Linked DNA regions of Homo sapiens: all the other regions are linked to region 3. The links are chromatin contacts, found by Hi-C or POLR2A ChIA-PET in ENCODE. All regions are on one chromosome and are shown on one strand. The core of a region is the stretch at or near the end of the contact, and the rest is flanking DNA. Distances in the headings are between cores, read along the strand shown. Region 1 holds the start of TIMP1 (TIMP metallopeptidase inhibitor 1). Region 2 holds the start of ARAF (A-Raf proto-oncogene, serine/threonine kinase). Region 3 holds the start of LINC01560 (long intergenic non-protein coding RNA 1560).

Region 1 (4,138 bases), core at 59-2,558, 100 kb after region 3:
CTGGTAGTTTTTGTTGTGTTCTTGTTATTGGGCTATCATCCCTGAGTTAATCAAACTTAATTAGCAAGGGAGTATGGTGAGTGAATGAGATAATTTATACAAACACTTTAGCACATAGTACACAGAAAGTGCTCAATAAGTGGCTGCCATCATCACTACAATTATTATTATTGATCTATCCTCCTCGAATTAAGGATGTTAATCAGAACCCCAGGGAAGGTTCCTGCATTGTCAGAAAGCTGGTGGGCAAGGATTGCCCCACCCCACCCCCCACCAGGGGTACAGGTCCATGGGGAGGGGGCAGGGCAGGATGGGGTGGGGATTAGTTTTCTACTGACCCACTCACTTGCTTCTTTCACCATCATTCATGGCCACCCCCTTCCCAATGCTCATTCATTCACCCGCACCATTCCCTGCTTGCTAGGACGGTGCCACTCCTGAGTTACAACCCTGGTGCCAGGTAGCCTCTGTTTGAATCCCGGCCATGCCCTGTGATCTTAGGAAAATTCTACAGTTCCTCTACGCCCCATATTTCCTCATCCGTAAAACGGGAATAAGAACCGGTACCCATCTCAGAGATTTGTTGTGAGCTTTGAGTGAGATAAACTATGCTGAGTGCCTGGTATACAGTAGGTGCTGTATAAATGCCGGCTATTTGCCTGTGTTATTTGAGACCCTGGCTTTGGCTCCTGGCCACCTGAGTTCCAGTCTCAGTTCTGCCATGTATTGACTCTGTGATCCTGGGTAAGTCACTTAACCACTCCGTGCCTCAGTTTCCCCATTTTGTATTCCTCCCCTTTCACCTGCCTTATCTCCCTCCACTGCTGCTACTTAATTTGTTTCCTCTCTGCCACCCCTCACCAGCATGTCAGACATACAAAACAAGGGATTTTTGTGTGCTTGGCACACAGTAGATGCACAATAAATGTTGAAGGGCTGAACTAATTTGGGTTTGAGTCATAGGGAGCTTGGGGGATGTGGGTGATTGGATAGATTCTGGAGACTTTAGGGGACTGGGCCGGGGGAAATGCGGCCTCTAAGCTCTCCGCTGAGGCGGCTTGGAAGGAATAGTGACTGACGTGGAGGTGGGGGAGGTGGCTGGCCCGGGCGAGGCCCAGGGAGAGGGAGAGGAGGCGGGTGGGAGAGGAGGAGGGTGTATCTCCTTTCGTCGGCCCGCCCCTTGGCTTCTGCACTGATGGTGGGTGGATGAGTAATGCATCCAGGAAGCCTGGAGGCCTGTGGTTTCCGCACCCGCTGCCACCCCCGCCCCTAGCGTGGACATTTATCCTCTAGCGCTCAGGCCCTGCCGCCATCGCCGCAGATCCAGCGCCCAGAGAGACACCAGAGGTAAGCAGGGCCCGGGGTGGCCCAGCAGGGACCGGAGCTGGGCTGCAGCTTGGGTGCTGGCCACCAGGCCCGTGCACTCCCGTGCCAGATGCCTGTCTACTCAGCTTGGCCTGCGGGTACCAGGACCCTGGGCTAGTCTAGGGGGAAGAGGGTCGGAGGCTGGAACTGCTTTCCCAACCCCGAGGCTCCAAACTCCCTAGAACCCCTGACATCCGCCCCCAATTCCCCCAAACCCATGACCCCCTAATATCACAAATGCTTTCCAAATCCCCCCGCAAATTCCTTCATCCCGAAATTTCCCTCATCGCCCCCTAAATACCCACCGCTAACCCCTGCAGCTCCCTAAACTCCCCCAGCTCCCCAATCCCCAGTTCCCCAGCTCCCAAACTTCTTTTGCCCTCAAATTCCTCAAGTATCCCCATTGCCTTAAGCCCCCAAATTCCCCCAACCCCTTCAACCTCCAAACTCCCCCAGCTCCCTAAACCCCCAACCTCCTCCAAATTCCTCAACCTCCCTAAATTCCCCCAGCCTCTTATATCTCTTAATATACACAACCCCTAAACTCTGCCGTCTCCAAACTCCTCCAGCCCCCAATCCCAAATTCCTCACCCCCAAACTCCTCAACCTCCAGAATTCCCCAATCCCCTCATTCCTCAAACTTCCTCAGCCCCCTTCTCCCCCAAGTGCCACAACCCCATAACCCCGCAACTCACTCAGTCCCTCAATAATTTAAACTCTCCCAACTCTCTAAACCCTAAATTCCTCTGCGCTCCCCAATCCCCTTAAAATCCCTAAGCTTACCAACCCCTCAAGCCCAAATCCAGCCCCCTAATCCCCCCCATAGGCTGCCCCGGGGCAAGATGGGGTGGATGACCTGCCCAGGTCAGCAGATCAGCTGGGCCGGGGCCTGCCTGACATCCCCCTTCCCCACAGAACCCACCATGGCCCCCTTTGAGCCCCTGGCTTCTGGCATCCTGTTGTTGCTGTGGCTGATAGCCCCCAGCAGGGCCTGCACCTGTGTCCCACCCCACCCACAGACGGCCTTCTGCAATTCCGACCTCGGTGAGTCCTCACCCCACTCAGCCCACACACTCTGCCTTGGTTTCCCTTTCAGTCCAGTGGGGCTCACCATGGCACTTACCTCTAGAATGATTCCACTCGCCCCTGCACTTCCTCTGCTTTAGCCACACTGGCATCCTCACACTTCCTTGAGTACTCTGTGCCCAAGCCCACCACAGGATCTGCATGCTGGCTGCTCCCTCTGCCTGGTACACTTTCCCCCCAGGTATCCACATGGGTGGCTGCCTCAAACGTCACCTTCTCAGGATGGCCTTCCCTGGCCATCCTGTTTAAAATTTTAACCCCTGCCCCTTAGTACTCCTGATCTCCTGTTAAACAGAAAAATATTCAGTGATACTTGTTATAACACAGTAAGGAAGACCATATTCAGGACCATGGTGATGGGTATAGGAACCACTGCAATGGGATCTTGCAGTCGGTGGGAGAGATTGGGCTCAACACTGAATATAGCATGGGCCAGTGGGAATGTGTAGCTAAGGAGCAGTGTGAGGGTCTGTGGGTGGAAATTACTAAGAAGAAACATCAGGGGTAAGGGGGATTCTGGCTAAACCGACGTAACAGGATTCTTGCTGAAGGCAGGCCAAGGGGAATCAGACATCACCTGGGGGATGGTGGAAGATGAAGAACCCAGTCAGATAGCAAGGATGATCAGGTATTGAGGATGATCAGAGATTGAGGATGATCAGAGATTGAGGATGATCAGGTATTGAGGATGATCAGAGATTGAGGATGATCAGGTATTGAGGATGATCAGAGATTGAGGATGATCAGGTATTGAGGATGATCAGAGATTGAGGATGATCAGATATAGAATATAGGGGTTCTTGCTAAACTGACTTAGCAAGGCTCTCGGCTAAAACTGGATTTTACAAGGAAGTGCACAGATGGGCCTAGGAGGAGGTTCAGGAGCCTGAGTAAAGTTTGGTCAAGCAAAGAATCTTTGTCAGCCCCTTACCCAGGTCTGTAATTCCCCATTATACTTAATGTCTAACATTCCATATCCTTATTTTGTTTGTTCTTAGCCTGTCTCCTCCTGGCTAGAATGTGAACTCCACAAGGAAAGGGATTTCTGTGTTTTGTTCACTGTTGTGTCCCTAACACCCAGAACAATGTCTGGCACACAGTGGGCACTCCCAAATATTTGAGGAGTAAATGAACAAATCAATGTATGAAAATGGCTTAAGCAGTGCCCGGCAAAGAGAGACACTCAACATACAGATGAATCAATGAACAAATGTGTAAATCACTTTGTGTGCTGTCTGGCATCCAATAACCCCTATTTATGTATGCGCTTTGCTGGTATGATGATGATGATGATGATGATCTTATTTTTATTGGCTCATGCAGTCCATTTGACTCATATTTCCCTCCTCTCCTGCAGTCATCAGGGCCAAGTTCGTGGGGACACCAGAAGTCAACCAGACCACCTTATACCAGCGTTATGAGATCAAGATGACCAAGGTATCCCCTGCCCCCGCCTCTTTCCCAGCATTTTCTAACATCTTCCTCCTGGTCAAAACAGAAACTTCTGGCCACTGGTTGGTGCGAGAAAGTTGGCTGTGATCTTGGGATGCTATATGACTTCAGGGAAGAACCTGGAGTGGGAGGATTATGTCAGTAAAAGAGACACTTCCCCTCATCCATCAACAGATGTATAAAGGGTTCCAAGCCTTAGGGGATGCCGCTGACATCCGGTTCGTCTACACCCCCG
Region 2 (4,170 bases), core at 238-2,737, 78 kb after region 3:
CTCAGCTCACTGCAATCTCTGTCTCCTGGGTTCAAGTGATTCTCCTGCCTCAGCATTCTAGGTAGCTGGGATTACAGGCGCGCGCCACCGCGCCCAGCTGACTTTTTTTTTTTGCATTTTTAGTAAAGACGGGGTTTTGCCATGTTGGCCAGGCTGGTCTCGAACTCCTGGCCTCAAGTGATCCGCCCGCCTTGGCCTCCCAAAGTGCTGGGATTACAGGCATCAGTCACCGCACCCGGCAGGAATGGAAAGTTTTATAACTGAATAAGCATTACACCAGACTGTGATGCACATCACAAACAATCTGCTAAAGAGGTTTCAAAGACAGAAAGAAATCTCATCCGTTTATGTAGCAGGCAGATACAGCCCATTACAAACATATTCTCAAACAATAACTTGTGCTCAAGAAACTTGACGGCACCATTTGGTACACATACTTCATCCCAAATTCACCTGGTAATTAGGGTGGCTATCTGTGTTAGTTAATTGCCTTTATCCAAAGGAAAACGAAAACTCATATCTCTATGACAAGCAGGTAATAACTTGAAGCCAGGCACGCAGATCAAATTCCCACGAAGACAGGGAAAGACAGGGGTGCTATTTTCATTGATGTTTACATTTCAAAGAGATGGCTACAAGGCTCTTAAGAAAAACATTCCGGGGATGTAAAACTGGCAAGAGATTTAGCTTTTAAAAGGACTTACATACATCTCAAAGGGACAGAGAAAATTTTACAGTTACAAGTTTTCTAAAGGAAATGCTCTAAGAGAGACGTCTTTCTCTTTTGACACCAGGGAAAATTCGATCTTTAAAAATTTGTGTTTACCCCACAATACCTCCACACATTGACTGGCATCGTGCTCCCTTCCAGGTCCGCACTTCCCTCTTCACCTGGCCACCTGTGACTAGTTTTTCATAGTCCTAATCAACCCCATTCCTAAAGGAAGCCTCCCAGACAGCAGGCCGCCCCTCCTAGGCCCAGTCCCCCAGCCCCCGCCACACCAGAGACCCGCTGTCCTCAAAGGCTATGAACTACAGTCTCCTAGAGCTGGTGAACATCGCCGATCATTGGTTCTGATTCCAACCCATTTCAAAGATGGTAAAAACTGAGACACGGGAAAATCATAAAAGGGTGCTTAGGGCACTGGCCCAAAAAGGGTACTTAAGGATTTCTCCGCCCAGATGCCAAAGCCCTAAGGTCAGCCCCAAATGACCTGTGTTCTGCTTTATACGTCTATGCCACTGTTGGGGTTAAAGCCCTAGGCACGCAGGTCTTGCCTCAACTGCGCCTGCGCGAGTCAGGACGAGCGCTTGCCCCAGATCTTGACGTTTCAGGCGGCCCCTCCTAATCCGGAACACGACTCACATTCCGTTGGTCTTGCCTTGACAGACGTGACCCTGACCCAATAAGGGTGGAAGGCTGAGTCCCGCAGAGCCAATAACGAGAGTCCGAGAGGCGACGGAGGCGGACTCTGTGAGGAAACAAGAAGAGAGGCCCAAGATGGAGACGGCGGCGGCTGTAGCGGCGTGACAGGTGAGGGCGGGCCCGGGAGGGCTCGGTTTCTGGAGCGGCTGCCGGGCACGGGCAGGGAGCCCGGACCGAAAGCTCAGCTCCAGGATGGCTGCGCCTGGGCCCCGGCGTTCCCTGCCCGGAACCGGAGGAGTGGTTTGACCCGGGGCGAGACCATCGTCGACAGCGGGGGTGGGGTGGGTAACAGGAATAGGCGGGCAAGGCTGCGGGTGATGGTTTCGCCCGCTGCTAGTGGTGGTGCGCCTGCGCAGAGCCGGAAGCCCTTTGGTAGGCGGGACCCGACCGAGTGGTGCCGGGATTCCGTCTTAACCCCCGCTAAGGTGTCCAATGACCTTTCCTTACCAACTGCGGGGAGTGTGTGGAAACGCGGTTCACTCCCCGGTTTCCTTATTCTGGATCAGTGTCTGACCGCCCCCGCCGGGAGAATGTCAGGATTCTCGCCTCTGTAACCGCCTTCCATGATCCCTCATTCAGTTTAGACCAGTAATATGCCTGTGACCCCTCACAGGTTGTCAAGGAGAATTTTGGAGCTCCCTCTTTACCTCCATTTTTCTCCCCGCAACACCATACCTTCCTTCTCCTTTTGCTATGACAATGTCTGGTGGTCCACCATTACCTCCCCAGTTCGGCTCAATGTCTGGTCATTTCCATTTCCACCCTTCTCCCCATTACAGTCCCTAGTGACGCCTGTTACATCTCCCTTCCGCATAGTATGTAGTGACCCCCCCCCCCCATGAATTCCTCATCATAGAGGCTTGGGACTTCCATTAGCCACCTAACAACGGTGTCTGTGGTCCTAACATCAACATTACACCCCAGGGCTTAGGGATGTCCACAGTGCCCTTTAAGGACATGTTTGGTGCAACCTCCATCTTCCCCAAACTAAGGGCAGTATCTGATAATCCTCTCTTTCCCATCACCGTGCCTGCGACTCCTCCCTCACCACAGTAACTGGCATTTCCCCCGTTCTCTGTTAAAAAACCAGGACACTTTGGGAGGCTGAGGCGGGTGGATCATCTGAGGTCAGGAGTTCGAGACCAGCCTGGCCAACATGGTGAAACCCCGTCTCTACTAAAAATACAAAAAATTAGCCGGGCGTGGTGGCACACGCCTGTAGTTCCAGCTACTCAGGAGGCTGAGGCGGGAGAATGGCTTCAACTTGGGAGGTGGAGGTTGCAGTGAGCTGAGACCATGCCATTGCACTCCAGCCTGGGCAACAAGAGCGAAACTCTGTCAGAAAAAAAAAAAAACAGAAAAAAAAAAAAAAAAAACCCAGGACATTCTGTTCGTGCTTCTTATGTACCTGACGGCTCAGTGCAGTGTGTACTGACTTCCCCATTGGTCCCCAGCACAGAGTCTTGTGTGCTCCTCTACCCTCCAAGACAGTATGCTCTGTCCCCCTTCCCTGTTCTCTCCCCCGCAACCCTGTGCAGTGAAGCTGAGACCTTGGCACTCAAGAGTGAGACAAGCAACAGGAGGGCCTGAGCAGAGAAGGAACTGGAAGGACTTCAGATGTGAGCAGGATCTCTTGGACTGTCGTGTGAAAATTAGGCTGCAGGGGGCGACAGGAGCCTGGACTTTGAATTTTATTTTGTCCCCTGCCACTTTGCTTCTAGACTATCATTATTGGACCTCTGAATTCTTGTCTGCCTTCTTGTAGGAGCCCCATGGCACCTGCCCAGCCCCACCTCAGCCCATCTTGACAAAATCTAAGGCTCCATGGAGCCACCACGGGGCCCCCCTGCCAATGGGGCCGAGCCATCCCGGGCAGTGGGCACCGTCAAAGTATACCTGCCCAACAAGCAACGCACGGTGGTGAGTCATGGAAGCGAAATGGCAGGGGCTGTGGATGGACCCAGTTGTAACTCTGGGATCAAAAGGGTGACAACGGTTGGGGGAGGCCTTTGCAGAAGGATGGGAACATCAGCTGCGCTTCTGTTGGGCATTGAGGACCCCTACATCTGCACATACACACAGGTGACTGTCCGGGATGGCATGAGTGTCTACGACTCTCTAGACAAGGCCCTGAAGGTGCGGGGTCTAAATCAGGACTGCTGTGTGGTCTACCGACTCATCAAGGGGTGAGTGTGGCAGCCCCACGCCCACCCACTGGGTGTCCCACCTCCCATCCCCTCCTCAGTCATTTGATTCCTTCTGTACTTTATCACAGAGTCTTCCATTAGTCTTCCCTTAGTCTTTAGTCCCCCCTTATCTGCAGGGTACATGTTCCAAGACCCCCAGTGGATGCTTGAAACCATAGATAGTACCGAACCCAATTGCTATCAGTCGGAACATGTTTCTATTCTTGTCTTCTACCCATAAATGTAATGCCTTTTCCGTCTTAACTAAGCACGTATCATGCACTCCGGCCATCACTTTTGCAGTTTGAGGTATGACATCAAAACTAGCATGAATTTATTTTTCCTTCTTCACAATTCCAAAGATGGAAGATTCTTTCTTACAGTAGATCTCAGCAACCTCAGCATATGATTTTCTTTTAAGTCAAGAACTTTTACCTTTTTGCTTAAAGGAAGCACATTACAGCTTCTCTTTGGCATGTCCGAATTGCCACCAACACTACTCTTGTGCTTTTGGGCCATTATTAAGTAAAATGGCGGTCACTTGAAGACAGCCACTAT
Region 3 (3,847 bases), core at 1,227-3,726:
GAAGAACTAAACAGAGTTCAGAAATAAAACAATACACATTTGGGAACTTATGTGACAAAAGTGACATTTAATTGAATTAGAAAAGGGTATTCATTTAACGACTGGTGCTGGAAAATTAGCTATCCAAATGGAATATACGAACTGATTCCATCTCATACCATACACCAAAATAAATTCCAGTTAGATTAAAATTTAACTTTAAAAAATTGAAATAAATATATTAAAAATAAATTTAAGGCGTATTTGTTTGAACATGAAATGAGGAAGTCACTAGGCAAGACAAGACACTCAGAACCTGTAAAGGAAAAAGGCAGATATATCTTAATAGATGATTTTTTAAAAATCAAATGTGAAGACACCTTTCAAAGTCAAAATATAGAGATAGAGGAAATATAGTTACAATATAGGTTAATATTCACAAATTAGTAAGAAAGACAAACCACCTAAAGGAAAAAAAGGGCAAAGGATATGAAAAAGTTTAAATATATATTTCAATGGCCAATAAGAATGAAATAATGTTCAGTCACTAGTTGTCAGGAAAACGCACATCAAGGCAAACTAGATACCCTTGTGTTTGGCCCTCAGAATGGGGTAAATTAAAAAAAAATCCAATGTGGAACAGGATTTTGGAAGAAGCCTTCTCATATGTTGCTGGTGGGAGTTCCAATTTTACAAAAGTTTTGGAAAGTAGTTTGGTGGTATGTATTGAACTTAAAAGCATCATTCCTGCACGTAATGATCACTCAGGTGACAGCCTCTAACCACAATTTAGAAATCAATAACAAAAATGTCAACGTTTTGGGAAATCAAAATCTCATATCTAAATAACCCAGTGGTAAGAGTGAACATTGCAACTGCAATTAGAAAACATTAGAAGGAAACTATAGTGGAGATGCTACATATCAAAACTTGTGGGTCAGATGCTCACGCCTGTAGTTCCAGCACTTTGGGAGGATGAGGTGGGAGGACTACTTGAGGATTGCTTGAGGCCAAGGAGTTCAAGACCAGCCTGGGCAACATAGCAAGACCCCAATCTCTACAAAAAATTTAAAAATTAGCTGGGCAAGCCTGCCTGTAGTCCTAGCAACTTGGGAGGCTGAGGTGGGAGGGTCACTTGAGCCTAGGAGGTTGAGGCTGCAATGAGCCATGATGGTTTCACTGCACTCCAGCCTAGGCAACAGAGAGAGATTCTTGTATCTTTAAAACAAAAATCAGCCTGGGCAACATAGTGAGACCCCGTGTCTACACAAAATAAAAAATTAGTGGGTGTGGCAGCACATGCCTATAGTTCCAGCTACTTGGGAGGCTAAGTTGGGAGGATCGACTGAGCACAGGAGGTTGAGGCTGCAGTGAGCCATGATCGTGCCACTGCACTCCATCTCTGGGCGACAGAGTGAGACCCTGTCTCAAAACAAAATAAAACCGAACAGCAGCAACCACAACAAAACATGTGACACGGAGCTAAAGTGTTCTTAGAGAAAAATTTATAAACTGAATGTTTATATTATAAAATAAAATGACTGGATAGTAAGATAAGCATTAAATTCAGGACTTTAAAAATGAGAACAAAATTAAAAAACAGAAAAGAAATAACGAAGTTAAGGGCAGATATTAATGACAGAGAAACAAAGATACAGGAGGACCAACAAAGTCAAAAGTAGGTTTTGAAATAACCTCATCTCAGACCTAAAGACCACCTATCACTGACCCCAGGAAGCTGCATATCTGATTCCACAGCCCCCCATCACTAGTCCCAAAGAAACGCATCACTCACCCAGCAGGAACCTTGGTCAATCACCCAATAAACCCCATCCCACACCTCACAGACCTCCAGTAGTCACCCCGCACAGCCCTTTCTTACCCCCACGGACTTCTCATCACTCATCTCACATATACCTTATCACTCACCCTAGAGACCCTGTATCACTCACCCCACAGACCCCCTTATTATTCACTCCGGTGTCCCCAACACTCATCCCACAGGCTACCCATCAACTTTCTCTAGTGACCCATCACTCACCCACAAACCCCAATCACTCATTCTGCACCTCCCTATAAATGACCCCAGAGAAGCCTCCTTACTCATCCTACTGAGCATCTTCGAGTACAAAATCCATGTCATAACATCCCCATAATTATCTTAATGCTTGATCCATGTCATAACATCTCCATATTTATCTCAATGCTTAAGTGGCCCTAAGTCCGTCTGTTAAACTCACTCCCAGAGCCTTAAGTCCTGAAAACTGCTTCGAGGAACCCCGGCGCTTCTGGACTTGATCTGCACATGCTTAGTGTCAGCTCCGAAGCGGCCGCTCGCCCACAATTACACCTGGTGGGTGCCCTTACACCGCGCCGGTGCGTGCGTGCGCGTGCGCGTGTGCGTCGAAGGAGAGGCGGGCTTTCCAATTTCCTTCAGTGACTCTCAGGCAAGGAACATGGCTGTCTCCTTGGGAGTGTCTCTACGGGAGCCGCCATCTTGGAAGGGCGGTCATTTCTGCCGCGGAGCCCGCGGTCCCCTACTCGATATACCCCTGTGGGATTTTCCAGTGGCCGAGGCACTGGGCCATGGAATGTACCACCAGGCTTCTCCCCTCCGCCGCAGCCTCTAGGAGTTAGTCACCTCCGAGGCCCCGGCGGGCGAGGCGCTTTGCCTCTTCCGCCCTCAGGGTGCCCTCGGCCTCAGGCCGTCCCTACCGGGGAGCCTCCGCCTCTTTAAATATCGCCCAGCCCCCACCCCCAGGAGCAGGTCGCGAGACGCACCCGCCCCCGCCCCTGCCGCCGCACTGCTCTGTGGGACGCGGCGACCCCTCTCCCGCGGCGGCCGGGACCCCGCGCCCACCGCGTCTGGAGCCCACCTGGCGGCCCCACTGGCTACATTTCCGACCTGGACCCCGGCCGGCTGCGGGAAACACTCGGCGTCTCGGCTGTCACCGAACCTGTGCAGTTGCCGCGGGGGGAGTCGTGCGTGTCAGATTTAGGCCAGGAAGCGGAAGTCGCCAGCAGCGAGAGTTTAACCTCTGTGGGCGCAGAGGGTTGCGGGGATTCAGCGCCCGGGACCGTGGATCTGTGCAGGGAGTCATAGGTGTGTGTGACATCAGTGGTGGAACATTTTGGCTCGTTTTCACAATTCAGTCATTATCCTTTCTGCTTTCCTCCTGGAAGCATTAAGGTTGAAGTTTTCTTCTAAAGATCAAAGTTTTGATTTGTTATATTAGTTCGGATTTGTTTGATTTTTGTTTGTGTTCGGTTTCAAGTGCTGATTTGTAACTTTTCTCCCCCCCCCACACACGCCTTTTGACCCCTGAATTATTTAAAAGTCCATTGTTGGAGTGGCAAACATCCTCCGAGACTCAAAGGGCAAGGCCATGGGCGCTTTATTCCGGCTGCTGCTCCAGGAACGTGGGAAAGCAGCGGAGTTTTATTCTAGGGGAAGGAAACAAAGGCGGCCGAGTGCCAGCTGCACGTTTGGTGGGATTTGGTCATCAGGGGTGGACATGCTGCCCAATGGAGCTGTCGGCAGTTTGACCCAGCTTGGTCCGTCGCGTCCTGTTCTAGGAATCGATTATTCAAAGAAGGAATTTAGAGGGACTGCAGAAAATGTTACAGGTCTTAACACCATTTTGCATTTCCGCAAACGAACAAGAAGTTAATCCCTGTGTTAGTGATTTCTAAGCCCATTTGCCTTGTGGCCCAAGAACGTTGAGTTTGAAATTTGATGAAACTTGCCTTAAGGCTCAAGTACGAGGCCAGCTTTCAAAAATGGTTTTGTGCCTTGATTGAAAACACTGTATCTTCTAGTTGTTGGATTTATCGTACTCTGCGGCTCTATTGGTTCAAGCTTGTGCGT

The links. Hi-C counts contacts between places; a loop is a spot of excess contacts on that map. ChIA-PET counts read pairs that join two places held with the same protein, here RNA polymerase II (POLR2A). Pooled maps may share reads with other maps.
Region 1: a loop to region 3 is called in a pooled map, with 13 times the contacts of the local background. The contact joins the promoter of TIMP1 here to the promoter of LINC01560 in region 3. A Hi-C loop is called at or near these places in 7 of 50 pooled maps.
Region 2: a loop to region 3 is called in a map of B cell, with 11 times the contacts of the local background. The contact joins the promoter of ARAF here to the promoter of LINC01560 in region 3. A Hi-C loop is called at or near these places in 10 of 168 maps with a recorded cell type or tissue (B cell, CD4-positive, alpha-beta T cell, CD4-positive, alpha-beta memory T cell and 4 more), 20 of 37 single-sample maps with no recorded cell type and 21 of 50 pooled maps. POLR2A ChIA-PET finds 5 or more read pairs at or near these places in 2 of 52 experiments (activated B cell and activated naive CD4-positive, alpha-beta T cell).

The regions. Positions count from the first base shown.
Region 1 is chrX:47,581,128-47,585,265 of GRCh38, forward strand. TIMP1 (TIMP metallopeptidase inhibitor 1) reads left to right here and starts at 1,309. Exons shown (of 6, transcript NM_003254.3): 1 at 1,309-1,347; 2 at 2,281-2,409; 3 at 3,809-3,888; 4 at 4,078-4,138. The coding sequence starts at 2,289. The region is part of intron 5 of SYN1 (synapsin I); the gene reads right to left. RefSeq lists silencers at 957-1,106, 1,167-1,266.
Region 2 is chrX:47,559,718-47,563,887 of GRCh38, forward strand. It overlaps ARAF (A-Raf proto-oncogene, serine/threonine kinase), which reads left to right and starts at 1,488. Exons shown (of 16, transcript NM_001654.5): 1 at 1,488-1,534; 2 at 3,192-3,346; 3 at 3,509-3,612. The coding sequence starts at 3,251. It overlaps LOC124905184 (a long non-coding RNA gene), which reads right to left and starts at 1,722. Exons shown (of 2, transcript XR_007068225.1): 1 at 1,367-1,722. RefSeq lists a silencer at 1,555-1,854 and an enhancer at 4,113-4,170.
Region 3 is chrX:47,480,240-47,484,086 of GRCh38, forward strand. LINC01560 (long intergenic non-protein coding RNA 1560) reads left to right here and starts at 2,477. Exons shown (of 1, transcript NR_126059.1): 1 at 2,477-3,847. ZNF41 (zinc finger protein 41) reads right to left here and starts at 2,983. Exons shown (of 5, transcript NM_001324144.2): 1 at 2,856-2,983. RefSeq lists an enhancer at 2,418-2,717 and a silencer at 2,708-2,997.